Linked DNA regions of Homo sapiens: region 1 is linked to region 2. Evidence: read pairs that join two places in POLR2A ChIA-PET (ENCODE). Cell type or tissue: A673. All regions are shown on one strand.

The links. ChIA-PET counts read pairs that join two places held together with the same protein. Peaks named below come from ENCODE experiments on the same cell type or tissue, not always from the same donor. Only the 100,000 strongest peaks of a DNase experiment are listed, where the experiment ranks them.
Region 1: POLR2A ChIA-PET joins it to region 2 with 10 read pairs; 2 of 35 experiments call an interaction of 5 or more read pairs at or near these places.

The regions. Positions count from the first base shown.
Region 1 is chr1:15,417,275-15,421,274 of GRCh38, reverse strand. All of the region lies in intron 1 of EFHD2 (EF-hand domain family member D2), which reads right to left. Among named protein-coding and RNA genes, the nearest start is that of EFHD2-AS1, 6.9 kb to the right of the region's middle. RefSeq lists silencers at 2,961-3,080, 3,968-4,000. In A673, no CTCF peak of the experiment used is centred here; a DNase peak (open chromatin) is centred at 1,934.
Region 2 is chr1:16,021,478-16,025,477 of GRCh38, reverse strand. CLCNKA (chloride voltage-gated channel Ka) reads right to left here and starts at 3,442. Exons shown (of 20, transcript NM_004070.4): 1 at 3,415-3,442; 2 at 2,759-2,865; 3 at 1,550-1,678; 4 at 587-715. The coding sequence starts at 2,858. In A673, no CTCF peak of the experiment used is centred here; no DNase peak of the experiment used is centred here.

The sequences.
Region 1 (4,000 bases), 600 kb after region 2:
CCAGGGTCAACCTGATTGAAGATGGCCTTGAGGGTTTGTGGTTACATCAACTCCGCTGAGACTGACCTGGGTCCAAACCCCAGCTCTGCCACCTGCTGGCAGAGTGACCTGGTCAAGTCACCTAACCCCACAGACCTCAATTTCCTCATCTACATCATGGAGATCAAAGAACTCATCTCAGGATGGAGGCAAGGATTAAAAGAGACGATACAAGCAGACTCTTGGCACAGAGCCTGGTCCACAGGAAGCACTTCATACATGCCTACTATGATACTAAAAACCAGTTATTATTATTCCTAACATCTACCTTTAAGATTATTAAAGAGTAAATGAGGCTGGACGTGGTGGCTCATGTCTATAATGCCAGCACTTTGGGAGGCTGAGGATCACTTGAGCCCAGGAGTTTCAGACCAGCTTGGGCAAGATAGGGAGACCACATCTCTATAAAAAAATAAAGGGCCAGGTGCGGTGGCTCATGCCTGTAATCCCAGCATTTTGGGAGGCTGAGGCAGGCGGATCACGAGGTCAGGAGTTCGAGACCAGCCTGACCAACATGGTAAAACTCCGTCTCTACTAAAAGTGTAGAAATTAGCCAGGCATGGTGGCACGCACCTGTAATTCCAGCTACTCAGGAAGCTGAGTCAGGAGAATTGCTTGAACCCAGGAGATGGAGGTTGCAGTGAGCTGAGATCATGCCACTGCACTCCAGCCTGGGTGACAAAGTGAGACACTGTCTCAAAAAATAAATAAATAAATAAATAAATAATTAGCTGGGCGTGGTGGTGTATGCCTCTGGTCCCAGCTACTAGGGAGGCTGTGGTGGGAGGATCACTTTAGCCCGGGAGGTTGAGGCTGCAGTGAGCCCTGATCGAGCCACTGCTCTTCAGCCTGGGCAACAGAGTGAGACCTTGTTTAAAAGACAAACAAACACAAAAAAGAAAATGAAAATGAGCTGACAGATATAAAATGCCTGGCACATAGTGAGTCCTTCAAACCTGTTAATTTCATCATCATCGTAATAGTAGTTGTTATATTGAGAAGTTTGTGTGTGTCACATATGCACATCATATACTTCACATATACAATATAAAAAGGGTGATGATATTAGAAATAATGATAAAAAACACACTGGCTTCTGCCACAGGCTCCAGTCCTGACTGGTGGTACAGGGTTGGGAGGCAGGGCTTGTGGTGGCTTGGCCTGGAGGCAGGGGTGGACATGATGACCCAGGGGATCCCTCCAGCATGACCTCTCCTCTAAAGGCCCACTTTTCCCCTACTAGGCCCGACGCAAAGCCCCAGCATCTCTGGGAGGTAGGAAGACAGAAGACCGCTGGACAGAGCCCTTGAACAGGGAGAGAGGAGCCTCAGGGAGCGAGGAACCTTCCCTCGGGGTTGGAGAAAAGTGAGGAAGGGGCTACTCTCATGGTGCCAATGTGTGTGTGGGACAACTGGCAGCACAGGAGAGAACGAGGTTCCACGATGGCTGGAAACAGGCATCTCCTGGGCTAGAGGGCCTCTCACCCACCAGCCCTTCTCCCTGAGCTGGAACTGAGGTTGCAGCTGGCTTAGAGGATCCAGAAAAAGAGAGATCAGCCCGCAAGATCCACCCAGATAGCCTGGTCTACCCGTTTTACATTATGTAGGGAAACTGGGGCCCACAGTGGGCAGTGACTGGCCCAGGGTCACACAGCCAGCAGACTGCAGGATTCCAACAGCTGGAAGTTTTTCTCCTCCCTGGCCCCTCTCTTTTTCCTGGTCCCATGGAGGGTCCCACATTCTCAAGCTTGCAGGGCCAGTGGAGGCTGGACTGAGAGCCCAGCTTGGTGCCTGTTTGGGAAGGCCAATGCCATTCGGCAGTACTGGCAGAAAGCGCCCAGCCTGGGAGCTCAGCACTTTTCTCCAGCACCGGAGGGAGGCTGCGGGGCCTGGCACCGTGCCCGCATTCCTATCTGCCTCCCCTTGAATAGTTCTCGTCAGGGAGGGCTCAGCAGCTAGCTGCACCCTGGATGCTGGGGACAAAATCCCCATCCATCCCCCTCTCGAAAGCGGAGCAGCCAGTTACCCCCCAAGGACGACCCTTTCCCTTTGGGGTGAGCATGGTCCCCAGCTGGTTGCTTCCCTGCCCCTGCCCCTCTCCCCAGTTCTGATAACTAGGGAGTCACAGGGGTAGGCAGTGGAGGCGTCAACCATGCACAGTGCAGATGTCCCAGCCTTGCACCCAGGTGAGCCCCACGTCATAATCTATCATCATTCCTGGCTACTCTGCTGAGCACTTGCTATGTGCCAGGCACGATGCCAGGTGTTTTGCATCAGATTCTCACAAGAAGCCTATGAAGCGGCATGAACATGAACCGACAAGGAGACTGAGGCTCAGAGGGGAAGCGACTTAGCCCAGGTCATAGGTGACAAGGGTGTCGCTGGGCTCTGAACCAGGCCTGATCAAACACATGCACTCTTAACGACTATGCTATGCCCTGATGCCTATCAGGACACAGCAGAGAACTTCGGGGTTGGGAGGGATATTAGAGGCCATCTTATTCAGTCGTTCCTGAAAATCAGATTCCTGATGCAGTTCGTTGTTTAGTGCCTTGAATACCTCTGAGGACAGGAAGCTCATTGCTTACTTAAGGGGGGGCCTATCTTGGCTTTGGAACTATTAGAAAGTTGCGGCCGGGTGCCGTGGCTCCCGCCTGTAATCCCAGCACTTTGGGAGGCCAAGGCGGGCGGATCACAAGGTCAGGAGATTGAGACCATCCTGGCTAACACGGTGAAACCCCGTCTCTACTAAAAATACAAAAAATTAGCCGGGCGTGATGGTGGGCGCCTGTAGTCCCAGCTACTCGGGAGGCTGAGGCAGGAGAATGGCGTGAACCCAGGAGGCGGAGCTTGCAGTGAGCCGAGATCGCGCCACTGCACTCCAGCCTGGGTGACAGAGCGAGACTCCATCTCAAAAAAAAAAAAAAAAAAAAAAAAGTTGCTCCTCGACCAGGTGCAGTGGCTCACGCCTGTAATCTCAGCACTTTGGGAGGCCGAGGCGGGCAGATCACTTGAGGCCAGGAGTTTGAGACCAGCTTGGCCAACATGGTGAAACCCTGTCTCTACTAAGAATACAAAAATTAACTGGGTGTGGTGGTGCATGCCTGTAATCCCAGCTACTAGGGAGGCTGAGGCAGAAGAATTGTTTGAACCCGGGAGGCGGAGGCTGCAGTGAGCCAAGATTGTGCCACTGCACTCCAGCCTGGGTGACAGAGCAAGACTCTGTCTCAAAAAAAAAAAAAAAAAAAAAAAAAAGAAAAAGAAAGAAAGTTGCTCCTCGTGCAGGTGCCCCCAAGCTGCACTGCACAGTCTGATGGCAGAAGGAAGCAGAGTCATTGCAAAAACTGCACACGGGAAGGTGGGAGCACAGGGACCCCAATTCTGTCTCTCCTGACTCCCATCCCAGGCTTTACTGATGGCCGCTCTGGGCGTGCAGGTCCCAGGAGAACAGACAATTGGACAGGGTGGGTGTTGGGTATGGGCTCAGGAGCCCTCAGGCCCCCCTGGCTTCCCCAGTTCCTGCATGTCCCCACCCCCAGACTGCCTGACTCATATAGGGAAAGCCCAGCGCTCACCACTTCCTCTAGTCCTATCTGGGAATCTCACACTTGATCTCTTGCCCTAGTTCAGCTAAGTGGGGTATGGGGTTGGGGGAGAAAGAGAGAGAGAGAGAGACGGAGAGATAGAGAGCACATAAGTGTGGCGCTTGGGGCTCCCCCACGGAGGATAAAGAGGGAGACCCCAAGCAATTTGCTGGGGGGCTGTCAGGGCTCAAAGGCATCCTAACCTGGAGTTCAACAACCTCACACCGCACCCACGGCACTCCCTGCCAGCCACCCCCTTTCGCTTCTTGCTCTTCATAGTCATTATTGTTATGATAGTGATTATAAAGAATATTTATTGAATGCCTAATATTAACATAACCCAGTGTTTATAACGTAACTTAATCTTTACTCCATACA
Region 2 (4,000 bases):
TCCAAGCTGCTCTTGAACACCTGGGATCAAGTGATCCACCCACCTCCCAAAGTGCTGGGATTATAGACTGAGTCACTGCACCTAGTCCTATTATGATCACGCAGAACCCTCAGAGGTTAGGATGCATAAACTCATTTTGCAGATTTGGATGCTAGAGTCAGAGAGGAATGCGAGTTGTCCACGTTCCTCCCACTGGGACTGGCAGATGGCTGTGTCAGGATGGGGGAGCTCTGAACAGAACCTCAGGCCACCACTGAGTGAGCCTGGAGCTCCCCTCTGCTGGCCTGGAGCTGGAGGAAGGGCTGAGTGGCCTGAGGGAGCGGCACCTCCTCCATGGGCCCCTTCCTGGCACCAGCACAGGCCCCACAGGGCAATCTCCTTCCAAGGAGCCCTTGGAAAGCGAGTAGGGCCAGCAGTGACCCAAGAGTCAAGATCTGGCCTTCTTGCTGTGTGCCTTCAGGCAAGCCACATAACTCTTCTGGGCTTGAGAAATGAGGCTGCAGCTTCCCGATTCCCCCCATCAGAAGCCCCCTGGGATCTGAGAAGGTTTTGGCACTGGGGACTGGCATGGCGACCGTGGACTCACCTCCAGAGGAGGGCGTGATGCTCTGGGAGAAGCCTGAGGAGAAAGAGACGAGGGCCACAGGGTACACAGTCCAGGAAAGATACCGGAGCAGGTGGCTGTCCCCAATCTCCCTGTACAGCCACTGGTGTGCTGGGGACAGCCGCGTATCAGGGAGGCACCCACAGCCTCTGCAGCCCTCAGGGCCAGACACTGTGGTGCCCACTTACTGACCAGGAAATGGAGTCACGAAGAGGGGAGGACCAGGCCACAGAGTGAGGTGCAGACCCCCAAGAAAAGGCAGGAGTACGACCCTGGGTCCATATCCCAGGTTTACCACTGCCTAGCTGAGTGACCTTGGGCAAGCCACTCAGCCTCTCTGAGCCTCAGTTTCCCCATCTGCCAAGTGGGCTAGTGATTGGCTCTTCCTCACAGGCTCATTGAAGACTAAAGACATTAAAGACTAAAGGGCCACTGAGAACTACATGACACAGGTGTGAAGCACCAAACACCGTAACACCATAGTAGGTGCTGCTTCTGGCAGCTGAGGGTCTCCAGAGAAAGTGTCTTAGACCCTTCCTGCCCACACCCCCTCTTCCAGGGAGGCCTCAGGGTGGAGGCAGGCTGCTGAGGGAGCAGGGGGAAGACTCCAAGTTTGGTGATCTAGGCAAGTGTCCCCACTCCTGCCCCAAGGCACGGAGGAGGGAAGGAGAAGGAACGGGGTGGCTGGAAGAGGAGCCAGAGAGCTCAGAGGAGGAAGGGCTCTTGGGAATATTCAGGTCTCTCTTCCTTGTGCGGCTGAGGAGACTGAGGCCCAGAGAGGGGCAGGAGCCTGCCCAGGATCACAGAGCAAATCAGGAGTAGAGCCAGAGCCCTCCCCGCACCCAGGTCCGTCCCTGCACCGCTGCACTTGGTGGCCCATCTGGTATCCCCAGAGCGTGCCTAGAATCCCTTGGCCCAGAGCAGCACCTGCCAGGGAAGAGTTACCTCGGACCACACACCCGATGGCAAAGTTCATGGCATAGCTGACCAGGGCCATGAGCACCCCGAGGGTCATCAGGAAGTACCAGTCTTCTCCCAGGCGGAACACCTTCTGCTTTAGCCACTCCAGGCCACCTGGGGCAGGGTATCGGAGTCCCAGCTTATGTTGGGGCAAGGGGCACAGACAGCCCCTTCCCTGGAGGTCTGCTTGGCTCCAGGCAGGGAGGACCCTGGTAGTTGAGTCTGGGGTAGTCCTGAGGGGGCCCCGCCTGAGTCAGAGAGGAATGCAAGTTGTCCACGTTCCTCGCACTGGGACTGGCAGATGGCTGTGTCAGGATGGAGGAGCCCTGAACAGAACCTCAGGCCACCACTGAGTGAGCCTGGAGCTACCCTCTGCTGGCTTGCCTCACACTGGGGGCTGGGCAGGATTTGTGGCAGGTGACAGTGGTGGCACAGTGGATGCCAGGACTGCTGCCCCTGCCAGAAGGCCTTTGACCTGTCCACTCTCCCCACCCGTGCCTGTACTGGGAGGTTCCTGGGGGACAGGGAGTGTGAAGGGGGCTGGCAGCTATAGCTTTCACCTGTATCCCTGCAGGATCCATAGCTTAGAGAGCACCAGGGTCTAGCAGACTTCTGCGTGTCCCAGGGCCTGTGGCGCCAGGTATCCTCTGGGTCCCCAGCAATGCCCCTGGCCCGCTGGCTGCAGCCCAGCCTGGGAGCTGGCCCTCACTGGCTGTGGGCACCAGCCACTGGCACTGCACTTAGTCTCCTTCTGTGGTCCCTACTTGCTCTGCCCCGTAGCTGAGGGGACAGTCAGGTCTCAAAGTGAACAAGGCACATGGGGCTCCAAGGAAGGGTGCCAAGTGCAGGCTGCCCCAGCCCCTTGCTGTGCCCCCAGCTGTCCCAGCAGCTAACCCCCACGTCCCCTCATTGGCACAGGTAGGTGAGGGAGAGGCCTGGGTGGAAGATAGGCACAGTGACCAGGCCTTGGGCTGTATCTCCTGAAAGGCAGAGGGCAGATGCCTGGCCCATCTGACCCACAGACAGCTGGACAGACAGACCCCTTCCCTCCCTGCCACCCAGGAGACTTTGGGCAGTCATGTCCTGGACAAATGACAGGAGGGTGGTTCCTGGGCAGAGAGGTGGGGTGGGAGCCAGGCAGGAATGATGTCCTGAGTGGTCCCCCGCGGGTAGGGAAGAGGACCTGGCTCTCACCTTGGATGGCTCGGCGGATGTGGGGACAGGGGCCCCACAGCTCCTGCAGAGTCACAGGGTCCCCTGAGAAGCCCTCACGCAGCCCCACCAACTCCTCCATCAGGCCCCTGGAGAAGCAGATGGAGGGAAGGACCCGGGTGAGCTGCTGCACGTCCTCGCGCTGCCTCTGGGCCCTTCCAGTGCTCTCCCCACCCAAATGAAGAGGAAGGATTGTGCGTGTGTGTGTGTGTTATCACACTAGGTCTGTGTGTGCCCTCATCCCTGAGGTTCCGTCACTGAGGGTGTGTGCCTGTGTGTGTCATTTTGTGGGATGAGGGTGGGATTCCTAGGTGTCCCCCTGTGTCCAGCAGCAGACTGTGGACACCGCTCCCACCCTCCTGGGTCGCTTGGTGCTTCCACTACTGGGAGCAGTCTCTGCCCAGGGCTGTGACTCTCTCACTGCAGAGTCCCATGGATGGCTCCGACTCTCCCTGCCAATCTCGGAGCACCCTCCTTTCTCCCCGACAGCTCAGGTCACAGAGGCAGGAAAACCCCAGGACCAGAAGGCCTCTGCAAAGCCAAAGTGAGGTGCTGGCTACTGCCCCTACCATCCCCTATGCCCTGCCTGCCTGGCCCTTCCAGGTTCATACTCCAGTCCACGCCCAGAGACCCCTCACCTGTCAGTCCTCCTGCTGCGGCTGAACTGGCCCTCCTCTCACAGAGCCTCCTTTGCTCCCAGCTCCAGTGCACCTGGACAGGTATATGCTCTACCAATCATCACTCTCTCCCTGCCACCCCCCTTCCCCGCCGGCCGGGGTTTACCATGGAGATTAAAAACGTCCTTGACAAACCAACCAGAACTGTGGAGGCCAGAGCTGTGCAGGGCAGAACTGCCAAGAGAGAAGGGGAGCAGGAGCCTCCCCACCCATCACAGCTGCACAGAGGGTGGTGCCCAGCTGTACTCAGGCTCCTGGGTGCTGCTGGACGAGGGCTGGGAAGGGGGAGCTCATGCACACAGCAGGACAGAGAGGGGTCATCTGCCAAGGCTGAGACTCAGGGTCCAGGGGTCTCAGAGCTGGACATGGAAGGTTTGAAAAAGCACAGAGGGAGAGGGGAGGAGGCTGGGAAGGGAAGGAGAAGGCAGGGGGGCAATGGTGAGTGGGGCCAGCATGACCACAGCCTCCCTGTGTGTCAGGTAGAGAGTCAGCCTTCTCCCAGATTAATTACCCTGAGTGCCCACGGAAATCCCACGAGGCAGGCAGC